Linked DNA regions of Mus musculus: region 2 is linked to region 1. A link is a contact called in ENCODE Hi-C or POLR2A ChIA-PET data. All regions are on one chromosome and are shown on one strand. The core of a region is the stretch at or near the end of the contact, and the rest is flanking DNA. Distances in the headings are between cores, read along the strand shown. Region 1 holds the start of Gin1 (gypsy retrotransposon integrase 1). Region 2 holds the start of Pam (peptidylglycine alpha-amidating monooxygenase).

The links. A loop is a pair of places that touch in the nucleus more often than their neighbours do. ChIA-PET counts read pairs that join two places held with the same protein, here RNA polymerase II (POLR2A).
Region 2: a loop to region 1 is called in a map of heart, with 14 times the contacts of the local background. The contact joins the promoter of Pam here to the promoter of Gin1 in region 1. A Hi-C loop is called at or near these places in 1 of 37 maps with a recorded cell type or tissue (heart). POLR2A ChIA-PET finds 5 or more read pairs at or near these places in 1 of 5 experiments (embryonic stem cell).

What each region holds. Positions count from the first base shown.
Region 1 is chr1:97,766,523-97,772,811 of GRCm38, reverse strand. It overlaps Gin1 (gypsy retrotransposon integrase 1), which reads right to left and starts at 2,640. Exons shown (of 8, transcript NM_026250.3): 1 at 2,557-2,640. It overlaps Ppip5k2 (diphosphoinositol pentakisphosphate kinase 2), which reads left to right and starts at 2,720. Exons shown (of 28, transcript NM_173760.5): 1 at 2,720-2,957.
Region 2 is chr1:98,091,844-98,097,356 of GRCm38, reverse strand. Pam (peptidylglycine alpha-amidating monooxygenase) reads left to right here and starts at 1,711. Exons shown (of 26, transcript NM_001357127.1): 1 at 1,711-1,872.

The sequences.
Region 1 (6,289 bases), core at 1,391-3,890:
TCCTGGTGCTCTAGAGATACTCAGTGTTCCCTTTGCACACCATGACTTGATTAGCAACATTTCTGCTGTCTTTGTCTCACTATGTGACAGTGCCTTCCACTGACATGGTCCCACTTCTCCCTCAAACTTCTTTTTACAATGCTGTACTTCTTAATAAACTTGCTTGACATAAGCCATCAGCTTTGGCAAGATCCCTGATCCTGGTTTTACTTTCTTCTTTGTCTTCTCATCCTCTGGTCGTCCCACTTAAGACCCTGTCACTGAAGAACTCCCTATTGGATAAGTTCTTTATTACAATCTAAAATATTATATCGTTATTATGTTATTATGATATTACAATAGCGTAAAAAGCAGTAGGATTCTGTATGGAATTCATACTTATTTCCTGTTGGCCCCACCGTTCACTCACTCCTCTCTCCCTTTTCCTTTCACATTTTCGCCCTCTCTGTATTCTCTATTGCATGTTCATATCATATGTGTTCAATTGGTCTCCGTTACCTCCCTCAGAACTGGTCCCCCCGCCCCATCATGGACTCTCTTCTCCATTCCTGGCCCCTACACATAACCACCCCTAAATTAACACATTTATGTCTTAAGATTAGATCTAAGAAGAATACGTCAGAACACGGGAGAACATAGGTATCTTTTTCAGCCTGAGCTAACTTACTTAGGACAGTATTTTCCAGTGTCATTCCTTTTGGTTTGCTTTTGAAATGTTTATTAATGTCATTTCCCTCTAAGGCTGAGTACCAGTCCATAGCACATGTATTCTACAGACATTCTGTGATGGACATCTGGAGTGATCTCATTTCCTTGCTAATGTGAATACAAGAGCAGTAAGCAAAGGTATGTAAATGTCTCTGTGAAAATATTCACATACCCTGGGATATGCCCAGAAGCCGGAGAGTTGGGTCACGTGGAAGTTCTAGTTTTAGTTTGTGAGAGGCCCCGAGCTTACTCCCATGTAGTGCCGCACCCGTTCATACCCCACCAGAACTGAATAAGAGCTCCCTTCCTCCCACCTCTGCATGCTTTTGTCATTTTGTTATTTGACCTCTTAAGGATGGTGACCTTAATGGCCTAAGATGAAATTTCAAATTTGTCTTAATCTGCATTTACCTAGTGGATAAAGATGTTTAACAGTTTTAAAACATAGTTTCGATGACATGTATTTCTCTTTTGAGAATTTTTCACTCAGTCCTTTACCCACTTATAAAACTGGATTCTGTATTTTTTCCTTAGTATTTTGATTTCTCTGCACATTCCAGGCAGCAGTCTTCTACTAGTGGGAATGGTTTTTCCCTACTATGCAGGGTATCTTTTCACTCAAATGTTTCCTTTGCTGTACAGAAGCCTCTCAATTGTGAGAGCTGCCCACATTAGCTACCGTGTCACTGTTACTATAAAATGAGCAGGAAAGGCACCAAGGAGAATGGTTTATTCTGAGTCACAGTTGGACAGCCCTGTGTCCCATGATAGGGAGGCCGGTCAGCTCGGGTGAGGCAGCTGGGCATATGCATTCCGTTAAAAGCTGAGCACCAAAGTGTTGCAATTTCATCAGGATATTTGATTAGGTCTTTACAGCATGTTCCTCGTACAACGTTAAGAACAACAAATATTTTTACCAATACTTATTGCTTAACATCTATAATTTTGTCTTGCGTAACCAATGAAAACAATTAACTATTCTTTTTATTTTTAGCATGAAGCTACTATTAAAGCCAATGAAAGGTTACACAGTAAGTTTGTATTCTAACTTCAAAACACAAAAGTTGTAATGTTTTAATAAACACAGGATTGTGGGATTAGGGTTCCGACTTTTGAATTATTCTGCTTTAATCTCTGAAAACTGAACCCGTACAATTATATATTAACTGGGAGGAGGCAGGGATAAGCCTGAGGCGGCAATACTTCAGACCATACCCTGCCTCTTTTCCCTTTATTTCCATATGCATACAGATAAAGCCGCACAGGACAAATTCAGGTCCATTTTGAAAATTGAGATTTTTTTAAAAAGTGTATTTTCCCTTTAGAGCTTTAAGGTCCCCACCCCACCCCCCTTGAGCTCGTTCCTTTACACAGGTGTACGTTTTCACACTGAATGGTGACTACTATGCAGGACGAAACTCCTCCAGCTTCGGACAAGCGCCGCTGCACTCGAGTTTTGAAGGCAGTCCAGCATTCGCCGCCGCCGGCAAGGGAGAGCTCCGCAAGCTTTTTGACACCTCGTTAACGGACCCCTGAGGGCTAGGTCCCGCTAATCCTTGCCTAAGCAGGAAAAGGACCGTTGACAGCTCAATTATACCGAGTCGCCACCTCCCTGAGCCCAACAGTCCTCGCCTCTTTGCAGCCACCATCCGCGGCGCTGTGCAAGTTCAAGGCCCTCCCGCCCCAAACGGCGCCTGCGCGAAACCTCCGCTAGTCAAACCCGTCCTTAGAGCAGTCGAAGGGGACCGTTTTAAAGTTACTGGAAGGCTACGTCTCCGTTTTTAAAAAAAATGAAGAAAAAAATAAAGAAAAATAGGTATGACAGAACACACTAGAACGACCACTCACCGAAGTGGTCCTAAGTGCAAACGGCAGGTTTTTAACTCTCCTCTCGCGATTTATCTGGTGCTACCGGAAGCGGAACTGCCGGGGGTCGGAGTTCTGGTGGCGCTTGTGGAACAGGAAGGCTCAGGCGGGTCGTTGGTCCGCCGGAAACTGTTCCGGCCGGTGCAGTTTCCGTGGGAGCCCTGTGGAGGGCGGGCAGGGAAGAGGCGTGTCGGAGGCTCCTGAGGTGTGCCAGTGCCAGCGGTTCCGCGGTGGCCGGCGAGGGAAGCTTCAGGTCCACGCCTCCGAGAGCCGCCTCGGCACAAGCGTCCTTCCCTCGCCCCCGCAATTAAAGGGGGAGGAACCGAAACCTGGATGGGCTCAAGCATCTCCCGCAGATCGCTTGCTGCCCGCAGCCACGGCAGGTGAGGACCGGGAGAGGCGACATCTCCGGCAGCCCGAGGCTCGCCGCCGCCTCCAGGTGTTTGCTTTGTCTCTGCTCCACGGTGCGGATGCGGGACACGTGGTCTTGCAAGAGCCACGGACAGTCGCGGAGGGCAGCGTGCTTGTGGACGAGTGACAGAACATCCCCAGGGTCCCTTTCAGGCTTGATTTCTCCTCCGCTTCCCGAGTCGCTTCCTCTTTTCATTTCTAGAGTTTGAAAAGCCCGAAATTGCAGTCCCGCTAGTTAGGGAGCTACCCACGTTCGACTTGTATTTGGATCTCCGTTCACCGAGGGGTGCGCCGTTGTTTGGCTTCTTCTGTGGGGAGAGGTGTCTGTTTCATTCCCTATCCTTTGCTCTGCTTGTCTTTGCTTTCCACACCCACTTCCAAAGAACAAAAGCACTGTGTGTGTGTGCACAGCGGCGTTGCAAGGTAAGAGACGAGGTTGCAGGTCAATGCCGCACCCGCGCCTTATCGATTACACAGCGTTGCGTCCTCCCATGTAGATAGTGACCTTTGGATCTCATCCTGGAGGTTCTGGACAACTTCCTGAGAGTTACCATTCTTGAGGTTTGTGGTAATGGTCGTTTTGCTTTTTGCGTCCTGGAAGACACAGAAGTAGGAAGCATGGCTGACTTAAGCATTAGCCTATACCGGGGCAGGATTTTGTTTCACTATTACAGTTTTTTTTTTCTAACTGAAACCCGTGGTTTTTGAGCAATAATATAACGATAGCTGATATTAGTGTGTAACAGTACCACATGGTTTGCACATATATTGTCATTCATCCTTTCAAGAGGCTCGTGAAGGTTGTTAGGTTATTATATTTTTAAGCCGGAAAATGGAAAGTTAGTGAGGTAGTGGAACTTACCCTGGTTACATTTTGCCACAGGAAAACCTTTGAGTGTTTACTAGAAACTAGATCTGAATCCAGCATCTGTATTCTATTGTCCTGCCATTGCTCTTGTTATTCCAGTTTCTTCACTAACTATCAGAGGTTATGCATCCATAGTGTGCTTGTGTATATGTGTGTGACAAATGACAGTCGTGATCTTTCTGCAAATTCTGTATGTGCTGTAGAATTACATATTTCAGACTGTCGAATGTATTTTCTGCAGCATAGGCTATTTTTTGAAAAGGCAAGTGGAAAAACTGATGACTAGAAGGCTCATAATTGTACAATGCTTGCTATCTCAGTTTTTAGGTAATTATAAAGGTATTAAATTTAACAATTGATAGACTATTGAATCTAATACTAGGCATAAGAGTAGTTCATTTAGTTTTTCTGATAATTTGAAATGTTTGATAATTAGAAACAAAACCCTGAGCACTCACATCATTGTCAGGTGTGAAACAGATCATTGGGAAAGGTACGTATGGAGCACAAGGAGACAAAAAGGTTAAGAAATGTGTTTGGGGTTTGGTAGATGCATGAGAAGAGTCTGGGAAGCATTCTTTGAAGTCTTCCAGTTTATTTCAGGAATAGGAACTACCTCTAAAATGGCAATAAAATCCAAACCAAAAAGCTAACTCAGCAGAAAGGTAAATTCCAGGCAGAAATGCTGACTCAGCAGAAAGAGGTATACCTTTTGAAGAGGGAGAGGAATCAGTCATTTGCCAAAGTTGTATGGAACTTGGAACTGTCTTGGTTTATATAATCGAAAAACCTATTCTAGCTTGCCTTTCCTAGCAGGAAGAAACCAATATTTAACACTTTTTATGTAACTTCTTCCTAGTGCCTTGGAATTTAGCTATCATTTATAATAAAGTTTCCACTAGAAAATGCTTTGGGATCTCAGGAAAACCAGTTATGTGTTTGTATTCCGGTTGAACAGCAGTTGATGGAGCTCCAGTTTCCTTTTTAATTTTTTTATTTTTAGTGGAAATTTACTAATTCCGGGGCTGGACTTCTGGACTTTAGTGGAACCTATGGAAAGATAGCTTGGGGGACTTTTGTAAGGGAACTCTAGATACTATACAGGACTGATGGCTTATTCGGGGTGTTAATTTAAGGAAGAGGCAGCTCAAGCCAGAATGAGTAAACATATGAGAGAGAGGACTGTTTGTCCAGGGCAGTAGGTCGTCCGGTGTGGAGCAGCCAAGTAAAACTGGAGCCTTGAAAAAGGTCTCCACAAAGACCATCAGAAGAGGATCTGCACAGGCAGCCTTCGCTAGAAGGTTCATTCTAAACTGAGTTGCTTATGTTTGTTTTTTGCCAGTTAAAGTCAGAAAAATCTTATTTATAACCATAGTTAACCAGTTATAGAAACAGCTAATGTTTACAGAGTCCTTACTGCATGCTAGCTGTTCTGGCCGCCTGCGTTCTCATTTAATCTTCAAAACTGTATGTGATGTATAACCTCATTCTGTCTGCTGCCTAGAGCTGCTAAGGAATTTTGGGGTGGGGAGCAAGAGTTAAAGTTAAATTTTCAAGAGTGGAGCAGTTCTTACGGTGAGATTCCAAGCAATGTCAGCATCACCTTGGAATTTTAGGAAGGCAAAATATTGCACTCAACCCTAGACCTTACAGTTTAATAGCTCCAGTCCACCAAGTGGTTCTGAGAGATGTTAAGGTTTCCTAGTTGCTGTTTGCCATGTGAGGAAACTAGTAAACTAAAACACATTTCGATTTTTAACTAGTGTTAAGTCTCAAACCTAGCTGCCTGTCAGTTCATTAAAATATAAATTCTCTACTTAAGAATTTCTGATCAAAGCTTTTTGTGATAGGCCAGTAATATGTTTATTATTATGATGCAACCAGTTTATTTGAGGACCATTGCTACAAAAGCAATCTTAAAACTAAAGAAAGGTTCAATTCTGATATTTGAATAATCCATGAATACTTCAGACTAGGCATTTAATATCACTTTGGAGCTCGTGACTGAACATTGATCAAATTGTTGAGTATTGTGTGATGCTATGGCTATAGGCAGTGGAAGTTGTAGGATTTCAAGTGAAATAATCATTGAGAATGTTCTAGATCTCCTCAGATTCACCTTAAATTTCATTTTGTGAGAAACCATATACCACATGAGAGGGAAAATATACTCCATATTTTCTTAGAATTTATTGAACATTTACACTGTGATAAAGAACAATGAAGTTCTGTTTTACTGGTGGTGGTTGTTTTTATGTTTGTGTTGTCATTGTTGTTCCTTGTATTTGTGACCTTAGATTTAAACAGACCTGGCTTTGCACGTTTTTTTTATTAACTATTTGATAACTGATTGATTAACATAGTTTAGATTATTGGAAGACTTGAACCTCACCTGTTCAGTACTATTGAAATGATAGGCATTTATCTATGTACTTC
Region 2 (5,513 bases), core at 462-2,961, 330 kb before region 1:
CTCTCTCTCTCTCTCTCTCTCTCTCTCTCTCTCTCTTTCACACACACACACACACACACACACACACACACACACACACACACACACACCTGTGAACAAGAAATTTTCTTGGGATCAGAAGGTATTGTATTAAAAAAAAAAAAAAGTCCACTACAGCCTGAGAACACTAAATCAAGTTTTCTTCTCTCACAAAAAATTAACCATTTGTTTATTTGTTTGTATTGGAGAAGGCACATATATCTATGAATGTGCATACAGAGAGCACAGAAGAGTGGCTATCTCAATGACACCTTGCTTCAAAAAGGGTTTTAAGAGCTTGTTTCATTTAGACCAGGGTAAAGAAATGACTTAGGAGCAATGCCAAAGATCAGCCCTAGTGTGTGTCGCCCTCATCAGTAAACTGAATCTGTTTCTGACGTCTTTTTATGACATTTAGTTTCTACAAAGAATTTCTTATCTCTACCTGAGAACCTAGGGTCAAAGGCTTTCCCTGGAATTTGGGTTGAGAAATAAAAGCTCAGACTGGCCTGGTCAACCTGATTTATCTCTGGCTCACCACTGCTGCCTGATAAGCTGTGATAGTCACTGAAGTAGTTTCCCTATGGAGAAATGGATTTTCTTTCTGGGAATTCCCCTGTGGCTTGAGAGCATAGCCTCCTTCACCCTAGCTCCCCCTTTCCACTGCATTTTCTTCATCTCATTCCAGGGACTTCTTCCACATCTTCAGTGACCTTCTTCCAATATCCCCCAATCCTGCCAAACAGAACTTCATAGATGGAGGCAGAGAGGAGCTCCTTGAAAAGACCAGCACTTGGTTGCAGAGCCACAGTAGCACAGGGATCTGCTGCGACAATAAGATTAAATAAAAGATATGGTGGAACTCTGGAGAAAGAAGCAGAGGACTTTGCACAGCAAGGGCACCATGAATACTCCAAAAGTCACTACACAAGGGGAGATTTAAATACCTGTTTCTATTAAAAGCTCTTCAATTGTGTGTGTGTGTGCGTGGGGGGGGGGGTGTGCAGATAGTAACGCGCAGTGACCAAACCTCTACCACACAACACTTCTGGCTTTTACTCATCCTGTCCTATTTCTCTTGCTTTAGGGCGATGCCGGGATGGGACTGGTCTGGTTGTCTTGTGTGCCAAAGCTGAGTGCTCCTCAGAAGCAGAAAGGGACAGCAGGTGGAGGTGGGAAGTCAGGAAAGGCAAACCTCTGGTCTTGGGGTTCTGGCCAGGAAACCGCATGCAACCTGTGTGTGGTTCGAATTCAGGGACCTGGCTGCAGGAGGTGACTTCGAATGGAATTACACCTCAGCTAAGGGTTCGAAACCAGCATCTTCTCTCCGGGTGCAGACCACCTGGCAGAGCCCCAGCCCAAAGGGCGCTGAGGAGGAAGGAGGTCCCTCACCCCCTCGGGAAGCAGCCCCCTATCCAACTCAGATCTCGTCCTCTACCTCTTTCCACGCAGCTGGCGCGGTCACCGCGCGGGGCTGGCCAGAAAGGACCCGGGACTCCGCCGCGTCCCAGAGACTATCGGGCCCTGGCCTTCTCCACGCTCCCCAGAGACCTTGGGACAGTGGCCACCCTCCGACCCGCCCGGGACTCCAAGCACCCGCCGCGCGCTCCCCGGGAGCGGGGAAGCCAAAGCCGGGCTCTGAGGGCTGGAGGCGGAGCCGAGGCGGGAGCCGCCCCGGGGGAGGGAGCGGGCGGTCCCGGAGCCCAGCGCGCGGCCCGGGAAGGAAGGAGGCCAGCAGCGGCCGCGGCCGCGTGCTCAGCCTGTCCCCGCCCTGGGACCCGGAGCCTCCAACTAACTCCGCCCGCCGCCCGCGGGCTCCCGCTTCCGTCCCGGGAAGAGCCTGCGGCCGCGCAGGTTAGTGTGGCCGGCGCCGGGCGCGGCGGGGAGAGGGTCGGGCGCGGGGCGGGGCGCGGAAGTTGGGCAGAGGCGGGGCGGGGAGCGGGCTGCTGGTCCCTTGGCTTCCTGGCGCAGGGACCCGGTGGGTTTCCTCCGGCGCGGCCGGGGTCCTGGCATCCGGCGTCCGAGCCTTCCTGGCATTCCCAAGTGCTGGGGTTGTCAGCACCACCGCGTTCTTCACCGGTGCTGTGCCCACTGTGGCACTTTAACTGCGCCCTCGCCTTTCTGGGCGCGTTTGTTCATTCGCCTTGGGTTTTTTGTGCCCCCCTTTTGGACAACTCTAAGTGGCGGTTGCGAAGCCCCGCGGGACCCCGAGTGGATCCTTAGGACTAGTTTGAGCGTTAGTAGGGGCCGCGCAGATTGACAGCTACGGACGTGGAATACCGACTGAGGCGCTTGAAGTGCTGGCAAGTGCCTGGAAGCATGGAAATTCCCCATCCTCATCGCCAGCCCAGCTCTGCTGTCTCCCCGCGGTTTTCTGCCAGCTTTAGAGTGTGTGTAATCCTCCAGGGAAGGGTGATTGCTCTGTCAGGCAGGATGGACAGTACCCACTACTTCCTATATTCACTAAATCTGGTTGGGTCACCTCATCTGTGTGGCCTTGGTACTCTCTTCCATCAGAATCTTTGTTGACCTGGACAAATACGCGTTGTTCTGTTGGCTGCTTAGAGCTTGCTGGGACGATTTTAGAGGGCTGTGTGGTGGTTTTGAGCCAAAGTCTTAGGCTGAAGCTCTGTGCTAGTGGGTCCCTGACCTGAGTTTGGTCCTAAAGCTGAGATTTGGTGACTTAAAGATGAATTTGGCCTGGAGCTCTTTAAGTCTGAGAGGGACAGCACCGCATTTTCTGGAACTGGTTAACAGAGCTGAAACTGTCCTTTATCCAGCAAACCCTATGTCTAAGCTATGGATCTCTGTTCCCATGGTTATAGAAATTCAACTACCATGAAGATCCTACTGGCCCCAGTCTTAGAGACAAGAACTTTTGCTTCAGATGTTTTGTTGTCTCTACAGTCTTGTTTCCATCCTACAAGTAAAATTAATTTGGGGGGGGGGGGACCTTCTTCTTTGTAAAGTGAATTCAGAAACTTAGTTGATAATCACAGACACAAGAGACATCGTTTAATGTCTTCTAACTACCTTATAAGGAAAACCGCCAAGAAAATCAGCTTTATACTCTGTATTAAATGGCTAAGGCCTGTCATTCTTATAGCCTAAATTTAATAGACATTTTCATGAGTCCCTGTATTATGCAATGCAAGTCTGCTGGGTGCTTTATAGAGCAAGACATGGAATATATTTCTTGCCCTTAAGGGCTTTCTAAACTAATTTAGTGACACCTATATCTTTATATGGACATCAAACATATTCTAACAGCAATACGTGGCTTGTAGAAAGTGTCAAGAAAGCTGTATATAAGCCCTTGTAGGTCATAATTTTGTGAGGCTGCCTCACAGAATGGAGTAAATACCAGGTTCACTAAGAATGTACTTTCTAAAACTAATGTCTCAAATGCCCAGGTTTCATCAAATAGACGCACATTTGGAAATAACTATTTTAGAGCAAAAGCAGCCAGTAAGACAGTGGTCCTAATGCCGGGACCCTTTAATATAGTTTCTCACATTGTGGTGACCCCAACCATAGAATTATTTTTTCTTTATAAGTTCATAACTGTGATTTTGCTAATGTTTTGAATTATAATGTGAATATCAATATTTTCCCAATGAGCTTACCCTCAAGGGGTCTCGACCCACAGGTTGAGAACCCTCACTTAAACACTGTATTATGTGGTAATCAAATACTGAAAAGCTACCATAATTTTATCCAAAACTTCAATTAACTGGGTAACCACGTTGATGTTTTTCTCCTCCTCTTGGGAAGGAAATTATAATGCCTAGAAAAATAACTAGAGAGTGGAAAATTTTGTTTTTATGAACATAACTTAAAATAACTTTATTATATTAATTTATTTATAGGGGGAGGCACAGGCACACATAGGAAATCAGAGAACATATTGTGGTAGCTAGCTCACTACTTCCTCCATGTCAGCTTAAGGTCTCACACTCAGGTTTCACACTTGGTGACAAGTACCTTTACCCACTGAGCCATCTTACCCACTTGCAAATATACAGTTTTCAATAGAGTAACACTTTAATATTGTATTAGATACTTGTCTGATGCTGTGATAAAACACCATGATCAAAAGCAATTTATAGAAGACAGAATCCCTTAACCTAAACATTTTGTAATTTTCCCAGACAGTAGCAATATTGTTCAAATACTGGGTTCAAATATTGAATCTATGGGGACATTTGTTATCCAGGACACCACAGGCACAAATGTCTGATGAACACTGGATTGGCTTTGCAAGTCTCACTTAAGTTAAATGAAACTTGTTTATTTGTTTGTTAGCCACGACAACAACAATTAAAATAATAATAATAATAATAATAATAATAAAATAATAATCACTCTGAATGCTCTTGAACTTTAAAAAGGTGAAGGATTGACTTGAGCTCTTTCTTTCCAAGTAAGTTGTATTTTATAAAATGCGATGACACCAATTCTTTCCCTAGTTCAAAGAAAAGTTAATTTACCTGCTGGCTGGGTGGAGTTTCATAAGCTACATGCATTCCTGTGGAACTTTTGAGAATTGATTAGACCTGCACAATAAGGCCTGGCAGGCTGAAGGGCAGGCTGAGGAGTGTGCTGTTAACTTTACAGCCGCACTTATAGCTCAGTAGGTTCGTTATCTCGTTTATAACGTGAGATTAAAGATTCTTATCATTGCCTTGGAAACTGTGTGGTTTGATGAAACGGCCATGAATATCAGACTCTTGATTCTTCACTTTAACTCCTTTAGGCTGCAAGAGCTAATTGTTAAAACTACATAAAAATAGCTCAAACAGTTAGGCTATGAATAAAGTGTTCTTGCCTTTATGTGCAATCAAGTCTACTTGGGGAAACTTGAATAGTCTATTGTCTCTTTATTAGGTCTTTTGTTGTTTTTGTTTTGTTTTGTTTTGAAGATGGAGACACTGTTTAGTCCAGACTAGGTTGGCACCTGGTATATAGATGAGGCTAACCTCGAACTCGTGATCCTCCTAATCTCAGCCTACTGAATGCTGATTATAGACCTGTTATTAATTAGGTATTTTCTTCATTTACATTTCCAATGCTATCCCAAAAGTCCCCCAGGCCCCCTCCACTCTCCTACCCACCCACTTCCACTTCTTGGCCCTGGCATTCCCCCGTACTGAGGCATATAAAGTTTGCAAGACCAAGGGGCCTCTCTTCCCAATGATGACCAACTAGACCATCTTCTGATACATATGCAGCCAGAGACACGAGCTCCGGGGGGTACTGGTTAGTTCATATTGTTGTTCCACCTATAGGGTTGCAGACCCCTTCAGCTCCTTGGGTACTTTCTCTAGCTCCTCCATTGGGGGCCCTGTGATCCATCCAATAGCTGACTGTGAGCATCCACTTTTGTGTTTGCCAGGCCCCCGCATAGCCTTATAAGAGAGCTATATCAGGGTCCTTTCAGCAAAATCTTGCTGGTATATGCAATGGTGTCAGCGTTTGGAGGTTGATTATGGGAT